2 separate regions of the Homo sapiens genome follow, and region 1 is linked to region 2. Evidence: read pairs that join two places in POLR2A ChIA-PET (ENCODE). Cell type or tissue: Caco-2. All regions are shown on one strand. Each heading gives the region's core, and the rest is flanking DNA. Links, peaks and the distances in the headings are about the cores only.

What was found. ChIA-PET counts read pairs that join two places held together with the same protein. Peaks named below come from ENCODE experiments on the same cell type or tissue, not always from the same donor. Only the 100,000 strongest peaks of a DNase experiment are listed, where the experiment ranks them.
Region 1: POLR2A ChIA-PET joins it to region 2 with 22 read pairs; 2 of 35 experiments call an interaction of 5 or more read pairs at or near these places.

Annotation. Positions count from the first base shown.
Region 1 is chr20:58,157,735-58,160,638 of GRCh38, forward strand. The region is part of intron 3 of CIMIP1 (ciliary microtubule inner protein 1); the gene reads left to right. LOC107985434 (a long non-coding RNA gene) reads right to left here and starts at 1,697. Exons shown (of 3, transcript XR_001754692.2): 1 at 1,657-1,697. In Caco-2, for the core only: no CTCF peak of the experiment used is centred there; no DNase peak of the experiment used is centred there.
Region 2 is chr20:57,614,961-57,617,864 of GRCh38, forward strand. It overlaps ZBP1 (Z-DNA binding protein 1), which reads right to left. Exons shown (of 8, transcript NM_030776.3): 2 at 1,284-1,508; 3 at 552-620; 4 at 1-100. Among named protein-coding and RNA genes, the nearest start is that of ZBP1, 4.0 kb to the right of the region's middle. In Caco-2, for the core only: no CTCF peak of the experiment used is centred there; DNase peaks (open chromatin) are centred at 1,321, 1,771 and 2,381.

The sequences.
Region 1 (2,904 bases), core at 85-2,584, 540 kb after region 2:
CTCTGAGTCCGTAATTTTCTTGATATTAGTGCCTACAAAGGTGATTGTTCAGATGAAATGCACACATTTAGGGAGCTCGCTCTCCTGTGGCCTAGAACACTGGGCTGGCCGGAGAATAGAGGAAGAGAGACTGGGATGTAGGTGGGACATTTTTCCAGAGCTGGGCTTTAATTCTGCCAACTCCCTGCCTCCACCTGCCTCCATCCCAAGAATACGGTGGCATGGGATCTGCTTAGTGTCTATAATGTCCCTCAGCCACATGCTGTCCCCACAGATCCCTTGCCGGCCCATGAGACTGGACTTTCCCTCTGCCACCAGGGCCCCTGGGCCTGCTCTGCACAACCACAGTTATTCTCTTTCCAAAGAAAGCGCCCCCACCTAGATACCAGAGAGGTGCCCCTCCTGGAGGATGGGAAACAGGGAGGAACCATCCAGGCACCAGAACATACCAAAACATGGTTATCTCCTGTGAGAGACTCCTGTCTAGGAGCAAGGGCCAGCTCTTAAAGCCACACTCACCAGACAGAGCCTGTGGGGTGGCAGGGGTAAGGACAAGAACCTTGATTCAGGCGAGAAAGGTCCCCAGCCTCTGCTTCCCTCCAAACTTCCTTTCTTGCCCAAGAAATGGTAATGGTGGCCGGGCCAGTGGCTCAAGCCTGTGATCCCAGCACTTTGGGAGGCCGAGACAGGCGGATCACGAGGTCAGGAGATTGAGACCATCCTGGCTAACACGGTGAAACCCCATCTCTACTAAAACTACAAAAAATTAGCCAGGCATGGCGGTGGGTGCCTGTAGTCCCAGCTACTCAGGAGGCTGAGGCAGGAGAACGACGTGAACCCGGGAGGTGCAGCTTGCAGTGAGCCGAGATCGTGCCACTGCACTCCAGCCTGGGCGACAGAGTAAGACTCCGTCTCAAAAAAAAAAAAATGGTAGCTGGTTTCCTTCTTCCACCTTTCTTCCACCTTCCTATCCTCTCATTGGTGACCAAAGCCTTTAAAAATATATTTATTTTTAATAGGTAACCTTGATACCTAAAAGGGCATCTGATGAGATGCCTCCCTCCCTCTGGACCCCTGGAGCCACTGTCACCCATTTGTCACGCACTCTTGCATAGACAAGGACATCCATGGGCCTCTGGCCTCATTTTCTTATTACACAGCTTGTACCATACTTTGAATAGTTTTGTGCACCTCTTTTCTCTTAGAAGTTTGTCTCATCCTTCTAAACCATTGCATGGCACACCACACATTGCATGGATGGGCCATAGTGAATGAGCCTCCGTGGGTGGATATGCAGCTTATGTCCAATTGTTTGCTATTACAAACAGCTCCGCAAGGCATCCCTTGCACCATCATGGGTGTGTACCTGTGTAGCTATCAGGATATTTTAGAATGAATGCCTCAGAGTAGATTGTTAGGTCAAAGAGTGTTTGCATCTGCACTTTCTTCTTTTTTTTTTTTTTTTTTTTTGCATCTGCACTTTCAAAAGATAATTGCCAGGCTGGGCATGATGGCTCATGCCTATAATCCCAACACTTTGGGAAGCCAAGGCAGGTGGATCAACTGAGGTCAGGAGTTCGAGACCAGCCTGACCAACATGGTGAAACCCTGTCTCTACTAAAAATACAAAAATTAGCTGGGCATGATGGCACTTACCTGTAATCCCAGCCACTCAGGAGCTGAGGCAAGAGAATCACTTGAACCCAGGAGGCAGACGTTTCAGTGAACTGAGATTGCGCCATTGCACCCTAGCCTGGATGACAGAGCAAGACTCCGTCTAAAAAAAGGAAAAAAAAAAAAAGATAATTGCCATATCGCCCTTGCTCCTATAATGCCCTTGTTAGTGGTGGTGTTTTCATCTTTTTGCCCCTCTGCTGGGTGAAACATGATGTCTCACAGTGGATTTCAACTGCATTTCTTTTACAAGTTAGATAAAGACTTGGAAGTTAGTCTGTGTGCTCCCAAAGGCCTGGCTGGACAAACAGCTTTGAGAGCTGCTTCCCTTCTGAACAATTTTACTTGTAGCTGGTTCAAGGAAGCTTTGGCCCCTCTGTCATTTGTTGATGACCCGCCCTACATGTAGCCTTGCAGGAGACTAATTTTAGGAGTTCATCAAGAACATATGCTAAGGGGTTTCGTCCACCAGCAGCAGCCAGCCCACTCGGGACCATCCCCTCCTGCCACCGCCTCACCGGCAGGTTCCATTAGTAAAAGTGAACTCATAACCCCAAGCATATTAAACCTCTTTATCTCAGTTCTTCTGCTAGAACAAATGTCCCGCACTGTTGCCTTTGTTCAAATCCCCTTATGCAGAACAGATTATTTCAAAAGAAGGGGAAAACCTGCCTAAACATTTACCCTCATTTTCCAAAAATGTCAAATCTGTCCAAGGAGTTGACAAATGAAGTTGTGTTTTTTCATTCCAGATAGAAGCCCATTTTCCTTTTGGTTTTTAAAATTAAATTCAGTTGCTTTTCATTCCTGTGATCTCCACGGTTTGGAGTGTGTGTGTATATACAGATGCATTTCGTAGAGGCTTCTCATCGAAACAGGGTGACGTGCACCTGCCGCAATGCCATCTGACAACAGTGCCATATATTTTATAAAAGGCAGTGAAAACTGTAGCACTTGATATTTCTGCATCTTTTTTTCTTTTTGCTTTCTTACCAAATAAAAATTATTTTGCTGGAAGTCATGAATTAAATATGTTAGGCATTACACGATAAAGAAACATGTTTGATGTTCCTCACTTCCCGGAAAGATGAGAGCCTCTGAGTCCAGCTGATTGGAATGTGCTTGTTTTCAGTACACATCAGGGAGGCTGGCTTTTCTTTCTGTCTTTTCCACCCCTGCCTCACATGCCGATGCTGGGTGCCTCGTGTCTCTGTGGCCGAAGGTCACTAA
Region 2 (2,904 bases), core at 247-2,746:
TCTCGGTTCACATCTTTTGCTGTCCTCATTCCCAGTGCTTGGGCGATGACCAGGGCCCTCTGGGGACCATTGTCTTTGAGAAACCTGTAGATGTCTTCCTCTGGGAGGCAGGATGGCCAGGTGGTTAGGGAGTAGTCCTAGGGTTTGCATCTGCCCCACCGCTTCCTAGCTGTGTGGCCCTGGACCCAGCCCCTCAAGGCCTGGTTTCCTCATCTGTAAAATGGGTGTCATGATAACGGGGTCATCATGACGCACCGCAGAGGTGCCCTGAGGGTGGGGGATGTGCACAGAGTGCTCTGCGCTGGGCCTGGCATGTGGCGGGTGCATGGTGAGGGTCAGCTATTGTCTGACTGGAGAAATCACTGCTCAGCCATTCAGATTCTCCCACTGTGAGGGCTGGGTCTTGGCTCTGAACACTGTATGGGAGCTGCCTGGTGGGTGGGACAGGGCCCCTGAACACTGGTGAGATCTTGTACCCTCAAGGAGGGCCTGGGGTTCCTGGGGAGTGGGATCCTGTGTCCCGGGAACTGAAGGGACATGCAAAAACTTACCCCGTTGTTGGCTGAACTGAGGGCCAGGGGTCTCTGGAATTGTAGCTGCATGTTGCTGGGGCCTCTCGGCTGCAGAAAGAAAGATGGGTCAGAGGGGTGGGGGACAGAAGACAGCACCAGGCCTCCACCCCACAAAGGTGGGCAGCTCCCTAGGGGTAAGTGGCAATGCCGGTAGTTGCAAACTCAGACTCCAGAGTTCAACACACTTGACTTCAAATCCTGCCTGCGCCCTGGCAGCTGCGGCTTCCTGCCGATTAACTTCTCCGGGGCTCAGCCTCCTTTGCCTCCTGGGGTTGTGTGAGGGCTGGGTGAACCCCAAAACAGTGCCTGGCTAATCTTAAGTGCATGATAAATGGCAGCTCCTTCTGGCTGTGGGCTGTAAAGCTAGAAAAGGGGGGCTGGTGGGACTGCATATGTTCTGTGATTGGGACCATGGCGTCATTGCTGTCTCCATCATGATGATTTTCTATTATAATTGTTAGTGTTCTGCAGAGTACCTCCTGTGTGCAGGGCTGGGCTGAGCCTGACGCAGGGCCTCCTCTCAGCAACCCCTACCAAGCAGCCCTGCTGTGAGCTCCATCAACCAGAAAAAGAAACCAAGGCACAGAGAGAGGAAACCTGTGAGCTCCCATGTGGCAGAGTTCAGATTCGAACCCAGGCTCAAATCTGTGCTTGTCCATTGCCAGGATGCTCCCTGCAGGGTCAGACCCGCCTCCCCGGGGTGGCAGTTACCAGGGCTGGACAAGGCCAGCTCTGCAGGACCCTCGCCTTCAGGATCAGTCCCGCCCAAGCACCAGGTGGCAGGGGATGTGAGGGAGACTTTCAACTCCTTTTTCATTCGGTAGAGGACTTGGTTGAGCTCCCTCTTGGGTGCTTGGCATTCCTTCACCAGCTGGGCAAGTTTCACCGGGGAGCCAGCCTCTGTCAGCACCTGCAGGATTCTTTGTTCAAGGTGGCCTGGGGGAGCGAGCGGGGGACAGAGAGGGGAACTGAGTCTCCCAGGTCCCCACAGTTGAGCCCAGGCTGGAGGCTCCAGGAGGCACGTAGGCCCCTTTTTGAGAGGGGTCCAGGGCAGAGGAAAGGGCAAGGACCCCAGCAGATGCCCCCTAAGAGCAGTAGGGCAGCTGCATCTGCCCAGAGGGAGGCATGCAGGCTGATCAGAAACGGCCTTGGCTGCGCAGCCTGGTGGCCAGGGGAGGTGCCACCTCGCCTGTGCCCTCCCCGGGTGTGGGTTCCAGAGGGCAGTGGGGTTCCTCAGCTCTCAGGTGTCCTCAGGGCAGAGGGGAGTAGAGGGCAGAAGGACGGAGCCAGAGGGAGGCAGGGGGACCTGGGAGCGCAAAGGCAAGTCCTGCCTGGGACGCCTGCCTGGGTTTACCTGATGCCCATCGCCATCCTCCCCGGGAGTGCCCTCCTCTCAGCTCACCATCCATCCATGGCGCCACTATCCATCCAAGCCAGAGACCGACCAGACATCAGAAACAGACCTTTCCCCCAGTGCCCAGTCGTGGAGCCCTGGAAATGCCATTCCTGGATTCTCTGGAATCCCCCCACTCCTCTCTTTTCTGCCAGCACCACCCCCTTCCTCTTCACCATCTCCTAGGTACAGTGATAGGCTCCCCGTTGGCCCGCCAGCTCCAGTCAGGTACCCTCCAGATCTGGCTCTGCCAACCACCCAGCTTGGCCTGCACCTGCCCCCAACTTCCCTCCAAGTGCTGGCCTGTCTGTGCTCCCTTCAGCCCCACTCTCCCCAGCCCCTTTGTGCACACTGTTCCTGCTGCCAGGAGCACCCTTCCCTCACGCCCCAACCTGTATGATGTCTACTCAACCTCCAGGCCTCCTCAGATGCCACTTCCTAGGGAAAGCCTGTCTCTGTGTCCCAGAGTGGCTGGGACGCTGCTTGTGTGTGGGTCCCCTGCAGAACTTCCCCTAGTGTCCCCTGCTGTGCTTGCATGGCTCACTGTTGTACCTTCAGCATCTAGCACAGTGCTGGGCACACAGTAGGTGCTCAGGAAATGGCAGTTGAATGTATGAGTGACTGAGTGAATGAATGAATGAATGAATGGGGCCAGGAGTGGTGGCTCACACTTGTAATCCTAGCACATCAGAAGGCTGAGATGGGAGGACCCCTAGAGGCCAGGAGTTCTAGACCAGCCTGGGCAACATAGTGAGACCCCCATCTCTACAAAAAAAGAGAAAAATCAGGTAGGTACGATGGCATATGCCTGTAGTCCCAGCTGCTTAAGAGGCTAAAAGTGGGAGGATCGCTTGAATCTAGGAGGTAGCAGTTGCAGTGAGCTATGAATGCACCACTGCACTCCAGCCTGGACAAGACCCCATCTCTGGAAAAAAAAAA